Linked DNA regions of Homo sapiens: region 1 is linked to region 2. A link is a contact called in ENCODE Hi-C or POLR2A ChIA-PET data. All regions are on one chromosome and are shown on one strand. The core of a region is the stretch at or near the end of the contact, and the rest is flanking DNA. Distances in the headings are between cores, read along the strand shown. Region 1 has its middle 20 kb from the start of RCC2. Region 2 overlaps PADI2 (peptidyl arginine deiminase 2).

Evidence for each region. Hi-C counts contacts between places; a loop is a spot of excess contacts on that map. ChIA-PET counts read pairs that join two places held with the same protein, here RNA polymerase II (POLR2A).
Region 1: a map of posterior vena cava shows a loop between it and region 2 (4-fold over the local background). The contact joins two enhancer-like sites. A Hi-C loop is called at or near these places in 1 of 168 maps with a recorded cell type or tissue (posterior vena cava). POLR2A ChIA-PET finds 5 or more read pairs at or near these places in 2 of 52 experiments (RWPE1 and activated CD8-positive, alpha-beta T cell).

What each region holds. Positions count from the first base shown.
Region 1 is chr1:17,457,853-17,461,734 of GRCh38, reverse strand. No RefSeq gene overlaps it. Among named protein-coding and RNA genes, the nearest start is that of RCC2, 20 kb to the right of the region's middle. RefSeq lists an enhancer at 811-1,618. Within about 2 kb of position 1,379, at least 2 of the 41 ENCODE cell types and tissues checked have a DNase peak (open chromatin) inside an H3K27ac peak, as active enhancers do.
Region 2 is chr1:17,087,836-17,091,743 of GRCh38, reverse strand. All of the region lies in intron 6 of PADI2 (peptidyl arginine deiminase 2), which reads left to right. Among named protein-coding and RNA genes, the nearest start is that of PADI2, 30 kb to the left of the region's middle. Within about 2 kb of position 2,108, at least 2 of the 41 ENCODE cell types and tissues checked have a DNase peak (open chromatin) inside an H3K27ac peak, as active enhancers do.

The DNA.
Region 1 (3,882 bases), core at 130-2,629, 370 kb before region 2:
TGCCACTGAACTCCAGGCTGGGCGACAGGGCAAGACGCCATCTTAAAATAAATAAATAAATAAAATTTAAAAAGTCACGCCCTTTACCCCAGAAATTCTACTTTGGGGAATCTAGCCTGAAAAAAAAAATACTAACTACTGAAAAGTCCTGTGATTTGTTTAGTCATCGATTCAGACTTTTCTTTCTTTCATTTTTTTTTTTTTTTTGAGATGGAGTCTCACTCTGTCGCCCAGGCTGGAGTGCAGTGGCACGATCTTGGCTTGCTGCAAGCTCCATCTCCCAGGCTCACGCCATTCTCCTGCCTCAGCCTCCGGGGTAGCTGGGACTACAGGCGCCCGCCACCATGCCTGGAGAATTTTTTGTATTTTTAGTGGAGACGGGGTTTCACCGTGTTAGCCAGGATGGTCTCAATCTCCCGACCTCGTGATCCACCCGCCTCAGCCTCCCAAAGTGCTCGGATTACAGGCATGAGCCACTGCGCCTGGCCTTCTTTCTCTTTCTTTCTTTCTTTTTTTTTTTTTTTTTTTTGAGATGGAGTCTCACTCTGTTGTCACCCAGGCTGGAGTGCAGTGGCGCGATCTCGGCTCACTGCAATCTCCACCTCCAGGGTTCAAGCGACTCTCCTGCCTCAGCTTCCTGAGTAGCTGGGATTATAGGCACCTGCCACCACGCCCAGCTAATTTTTGTATTTTTAGTAGAGACGGGGTTTCACCATGCTGACCAGGCTGGTCTGGAACTCCCGACCTCAGGCGATCCGGCGTGAGCCACCGCGCCCCGCCCAGAAATGGTTTTTAACACACACATGAAATGGTTTGGAAAGGAGCCTTTCTCTAATGCAAGGTGTGGCAAGGATTCACGGCCAGGTTGAATGAGGTCTGTATTTCAGGTTGAGGTTTCTGCTTTGAGGCACTCCCGAGGACTTGAAGGTTTTTCTTTTTTCTCCGAACAGAGTTGCTTGGCTGAAGAGCTCCGATGTCCCCTCCCTAGCGTACATGCCTGTCACCTGCCACCCTGGAGGAGCCCTGGGAAGCCAGCATCTTGCATGTGGGGATTTTGCCTGAAGCATCCTCCTTGGCCCCTGGCATGGCCAGGCTGGCATCTGGAGAGTCCGGGCTGCCTAGCTGAGGGTCATGCCAGGAAAAGCAGGTTTGAACTTGGTGGATGATCAGAGGCTCCTCCTCCCACTCACTATCACGCCACTGCCTGCACATCCTTCAGATGCCAGGCGCCGGAGCACCCTGCACTGAGCTGGGCAGGAGGAAGGCGGTGGCTCTGAGGAATCCAATTGGGATGCAGAGAAGGAGGCAACTCCGGAACCCACCCTCTGGATGGCGGAGGACTCCAGGGAGTGAATCACACCCAGAGAACTTGGGTTTCACTGGGTCCTTAGAGGAAGATGTGACACAGCGAAGGGAAGGGCATAGGCTCTGGGATTCCACAAGCCTGGGTTGAATCCAGCTCTGCCGCTTTCCCGTGTGTCACTTCTGGGAACTTAGGTCATCTCTCTGAGCACGTATAAAATAGCAATGGTAAAAACAGGCCGGGCAGAGTGGCTCACACCTATCAGCCCAGCACTTTGGGAGGCCGAGGCGGGTGGATCACCTGAGGTCAGGAGTTCAAGACCAGCCTGGTCAACATGGTGAAACCCCATCTCTACTAAAAATACAAAAAGTAGCTGGGCGTGGTGGCGCACACCTGTGGTCCCAGCTACTGGGGAGGCTGAGGCAGGAGAATCTCTTGAACCTGGGAGGTGGAGGTTGCAGTGAGCTGAGATCGCACCATTGCACTCCAGCCTGGGCGACAGAGCGAGACTGTCTCGGAAAAATAAAAATTAGCCAGGCATGGTGACCCACGCCTGTAATCCCAGCAACTTGGGAGGCTGAGGCAGGAGAATAGTGTGAACCCGGGAGGCAGAGGTTGCCGTGAGCCGAGATTACGCCATTGCACTCCAGCCTCCAGCCTGGGAGACAAGAGTGAAACTCCACCTCAAAAAAAAAAAAAAAAGCTATGATAACAATAATAATACCTGCCCCAAGGTATTATACCCATTACCCAGACTTGGCTGTTATGAAGATTTCATGACATTGTAATTTATGAAGCATGTGATAGGGAATCAAAACTTTTTTTTTTCTTTCTGAGATGGAGTCTTGCTCAGTTGCCCAGGCTAGAGTGCAGCGGCGTGATCTCAGCTCACTGCAATCTCTTCCTCTCGGATTCAAGTGATTCTCCTACCTCAGCCTCCCGAATAGCTGGGAATACAGGCACAAGCCACCACTCCAGGCTAATTGTTGTATTTTTAGCAGGGACCGCGTTTCACCATGTTGTCCAGGCTGCTCTCGAACTCCTGACCTCAGTTGACCTGCCAGCCCCAGCCTCCCAAAGCGCTGGGATTACAGACATGAGCCACTGTGCCCGGCCAGATTCAAAACTTGGAACACAGATGTGTGAAAATATTCTTCTGTTATGGAAGCAGTAGTGTGTGTGGTTGAGATCGCTGACTCTGATATCAGGAGGACCTGCATTCAAACCCTACATTACCTCTGTTCTTAAAAAAAAAAAAAAAAAAAGTAGTTCAACCTTGGACTAGATACTTTACCTCTCTGGGCCTCAGTTTTCCATTCTGTGAACTGAGGTTTGTAACAATAATCCCTGCTCTATATCATCATCCCTATCCTCATTATTGGTAAGTCAGGGAAGGCTTCTGGGAAGCCTTGGAAAGGGCTTTGAAGGGTGAATAGGAGTCTGACAGATGGTGAGCATAGGTTCTAGACATGAAGCCTTGCCGTGGGATGGCATTCTTTCTGGGGTGTATGTTTGGTTGGTGTGGGGAAAGTTAACATTCAGGAGTGCCTGGATCCTAAGGTGGATGGCTGGGTGGTAGGAACATGGTGAAAGGTCTTGTGGAGGGTCTGAAGTAATAGACACTGCCCACTGGAATGAAAGCCCCTTAAGGGCAGAGGGCAGATTCTTTTTTTTTTTTTTAAGATGAAGTCTCTTGGGGAGAAGGGGGAGGGATAGCATTAGGAGATATACCTAATGCTAAATGATGAGTTAATGGGTGCAGCACACCATCATGGCACATGTATACATATGTAACAAACCTGCACGTTGTGCACATGTACCCTAAAACTTAAAGTAAAAAAAAAAAAACAAACAAAAAAAACAGACGAAGTCTCGGCCGGGCGCGGTAGCTCACGCTTGTAATCCCAGCACTTTGGGAGGCCAAGGGGGGTGGATCACCTGAGGTCAGGAGTTCGAGACGAGCCTGACCAACATGGTGGAACCCCATCTCTACTACATACAAAAAATTAGCCAGGCATGGTGGTGCATGCCTGTAGTCCCAGCTACTTGGGAGGCTGAGGCAGGAGAATCGCTTGAACCCGGGAGGCGGAGGTTGCAGTGAGCCGAGATTGCGCCATTGCACTCCAGCCTGGGCAACAAGAGCAAAAACTCTGTCTAAAAAAAAAAAAAAAAAAAGACGAAGTCTTGCTCTTGTCCCCCAGGCTGGAATGCAATGGCACAATCTCGGCTCACTGCAACCTCCGCCTCCCGGGTTCAAGCGATTCTCCTGCCTCAGCCTCCCAAGTAGCTGGGATTACAGGCACCTGCCACCATGCCCAGCTAATTTTTGTATTTTTAGTAGAGACGGGGTTTCACCATGTTGGCCAGGCTGGTCTTGAACTCCTGACCTCAGGTGATCCGCCGACCTCAGCCTCCCAAAGTGCTGGGATTACAGGTATGAGCCACCGCGCCCAGCCAGCAGAAGGCAGATTCTCTTTTTTTTTTTTAAATGTATTTTTGCTCTTGTTGCCCAGGCTGGAGTGCAATGGCGCCATCTCAGTTCACAGCAACCTCCGCCTCCCAGGTTCAAGTGATTCTCC
Region 2 (3,908 bases), core at 859-3,358:
AGTGAGGAGAATGGCAGGGCAGAGGCACCACTAGATGGGTGCCTCTGAAAAGGCCTCTCTGAGGAGGTGACATCTGAGCTGAGACTCAGATGAACAATAAGAAGGAACCAGCCACTCGTGAGCTGAGGGAAGAGTGTTCTAAGCAGAGGCAACAGCATCTGCAAAGCCTGGAGGAGGAGACCAGTTTAGAGTGTGGGAAGAGCAGATGGAAGCCCAGAGCAGGGCTGGGAGTCAAGGTCAGTCAGCTCGGCCAGGGGCCAGAGCATGCAGACTGGGTTTGGATTTTCTTCTGAGTGCAATGGAATGCCATTAGAGGGTTTTATGCAAGGGACTGTCATAATAATGATGTATGTGTTTTAAAAACTCCCTCAGCAAAATAGTCGGCATTGCAATTTGCCATGGTACAAGGCGGGTCGTGGGGTGGCGGGAGGAGGCTTCTGCATGCCCAGCTGCCTAGGGGGGCCAGGATCTCTGGCCCAGCCCCGAACCCACCTCTAGACAGGCCTACTAGATCCAGGGCATTCACCATGAGGTGAGTAGGGACCCTGGACCCTCACATCAGGGAGATATTTAGCCAGGATGGCAGTGGCCAGCAGCCACCCAATACCAGTCTTCCTTCTGATCCACCCTGGGCTCCAAGCAGTGACCTCACACAGGTTGGAATGTGCCCAGAGTCAGGCTGGCTCCGCTGCCGCAGGGGGCCGGAGATGTTGATGTTGACACCATCCAGGCCAGGGTTGTCATGGAGGATGGGATCACCAGTGGGAGCAGGAGGGATGCAAGCAGGACCTCAACCTCGGCCTCTTGACCTTGGTGTCGTGACACGAGACCTGTTGCAAATAATGATGTCTGGACATTATCTAGAAGTTTCTTCTTTTTGCTAAAGGGAGTGGACTGGTCTGGTTCCATAATCTCATCCCTCCTCATCACTTGCCATCTGAGATGGGTCCTGAGCAGACAAGAAAAAAGAGGAACTACTACCACAAGGGCTTTGAGAACGTCCCTTGGAGCCTCTTATTTGGGCTGCCCATCCTGTGGGGAGCAGCCACGACTGAGACAGTGGGGACCCAGAAGAGACAGTTTCCCAATAATGCTGACACTGGGTCACTGGGTGAAAACTCTTAGACACACACACACACACACACACACACACACACACACAAGCAAAGGACGACAGATAATTGACCAGGAGCACAGTCTCTTTTTCTTCCAGGCAAACACTTTGGAGTTATGTCAAATTCCAGGCACCCCTGTGGATGAGCGAATGTCAGGTGTCCTGGTAGGGTCAGACCAGCTCTCCCCAAGGCCAGGGGGCTGGGTTGGAGACTGAAGGACCCCTATAGGGAGTGCTGGAGTCAGGGAGCTACAATTCTGGGTCCAGGCAAGTCTTCTCACCAGCCCCAGCCTTGGGGTGCTCATCTCTGACGTGGCATGGGAGTAGTAAGAGTTCCGACTGTCCCGGGTGTCCCGGATCGTGGTGGGGATCTAATGAGGAAGGTGTGTCAGGCACTGAGTGCAGTAGCTGGCCTTTGGAAAGCTCTCCATAAATGGCAATTATGGCTTTTGTTGAGATTATGATGATGACTGTTAGTTACAATGATTGGAGTGGACAGAAGGCTTCAGTGCTCCTAGGAAGACCTGGTAACGGCCTTAGCCTCAAATTCTGCCCAAAACACCAAGCACTGGGGCCTTACCTCTTTATACAAGGAAATGGTAATCCAGTTTGCCCAGGACTTTCCTTATTTTAGCACTGAGGGCTCCTCATGCCAGGAAACCCCTCAGTCCTAGGGAAACCAAATCAGCTGGTCACACTATCAAGGAGTCTCGCTGGGAAGTGGAATCATTCCAAAGTAGCTAGAAAGGTTAAGGCAAACCACGTGCCAGCCAATGCCTGGGGCAGAGAGGTCACGGTGGTCAGTGGGCCCAGCCCAAGGCACGAGGACCACTCAATAGAGCGGCATTGTTGGTTCCTGCAGAGAAAGCTGGCCACGCTCAGTGTGGGGTTTGCACCGAGCCAGGGATGGAGGACGGGGTAAGGAGGCTCCTGGGGACAATGGCTGAATTGTTCCCACCAAGAAATCAGTCCGCCCGGAGCTGGCCCCAACTGTCAGAAAGCAGCCCAGAATAGAGGTGCATTGTGAATCACAGGCCACGGGCCACATCGGGAGGGAGAAAGCTGCCGGCAGACGGACTAGAACGTGTCCTCCACCTGCCCCACCACCCCTGGCCAGATCCCTGTTCCTACCCCAGACCTTGGTGGAGCCCCCCAGGTGCTCTGAGCCCTGGGAAAGCTTTGGCTGTGTGGCTTCTGCCAGGACAAGTTGGCTTCTAAGCCTGACTGTCCCCTGAGCATCAGTTCAAGTGCAGCCTGGGGCCTGTGGGCATGGGAGGGCCCGAGTGCCTGGAGGAAAATGTTTTCATGATGCCAGTCTATCTGAAACTACTGACTGACAGGGCTGCAGGGTGCACACTATTGTTTCTGGGTGAGCAGGACCTCACTTTCTATTCTTTGGGACTTTCAGTATCTGAATTTTTCCACCTCATTTCTTGGACTCCTCCCTCCCAAGGGAGGATGAGGTGGGACGTGGTTTCCCTGCCTTCTGTTTGGAAACTATTCAATGAAAACTCCTTCACATCCTCGTAATACAGGTCCAAGCAGTGTTACTGATGGTTACCCATGGTTACTGAGGTTACTGAAGTTACTGAGCCTGTGTCATTTACATTGAACCTGTGGCGTGGGTATCATTATCTCCCACTTAACAGATGAGTAAACTGAGGCTCAGGGAGGTTAAGTGAATTCTCTGAGGCTTGGTTTTTTTTTTTTTTTTTTTTTTTTTGAGATGGAGTCTCGCTCTGTCGCCCAGGCTGGAGTGCAGTGGTGCAATCTTGGCTCACCACAATCTCTGCCTCCTGGGTTCAAGTGATATTCCTGCCTCAGCCTCCCGAGTAGCTAGGATTACAGGCACGCACCACCATGTCCGGCTAATTTTTGTATTTTTAGTAGAGACGGGGTTTCACTGTGTTGGCCAGTCTTGTCTCAAACTCCTGACCTCGTGATTCGCCCGCCTCAGCATCCCAAAGTGCTGGGATTACAGGCGTGAGCTACTGCACCCGGCTCCCTGAGGTTTTATAGCTTGTAAAGCCAGAGAAGTATTTAAACCAAGGTCCCTCTGACATTGGAAGTCATAACCACTAAGGGAAGCACCCTTAGTGAGATTTATAACCAGGGTCTATTTCGGCACATTGTCCCACAGGAGGAGCCATCCCAAGCCCTGGCTTCGCGGTTCATCCACTTATTTCTCACGTTTTAATCAAGCACCTAGTTTGTGCCAGGCTATTCGGCTTATGTGTTCTAACCCTTGAGCATCTGGTCATTAACCATTATCATTGTCGTTGAAAGCACTAAGCTGAGGCTGATTCTGCCCTTCCAGCTCTACAGGGCATAAAGAAATTCCTTCTGGAACTGCATAGGGTCCTACCTCCATGCCTTTACCAATGCAAGTATCTCCTCTCCCCAACACACCCATTTCTGCCAACCCGCAAGGGCATCTCAAAGGCTGCCTTCCTCTGCTCAAATGCTTCCCACCGTGCCTCTTCTGCCCTCCCCACCCTACCCCAAGTAACCAGACTGGATCTCACCCATAGCCGCCGTTATGACGCTTCCCACATCTGCTCCATCTTATCATCAGCTGAGCACTGCTGTTACAGAGGCTGCATTTGGACCACCTCTGTCTCCCCGAAGGTCCTTGCCTGATTCATGTGCTCTCAATCTGCCTGAAAATTCCCCCTTGGTCTCTCCCACAGGGAATGTTGTGGGAGTCATTGGTTCGTTCAGTAGACATTTGTTAAACATGACCATGTGCCGGGCAGGCCCTGGGCCCCACTGGGCCTGTCTCTACCCTCGCACA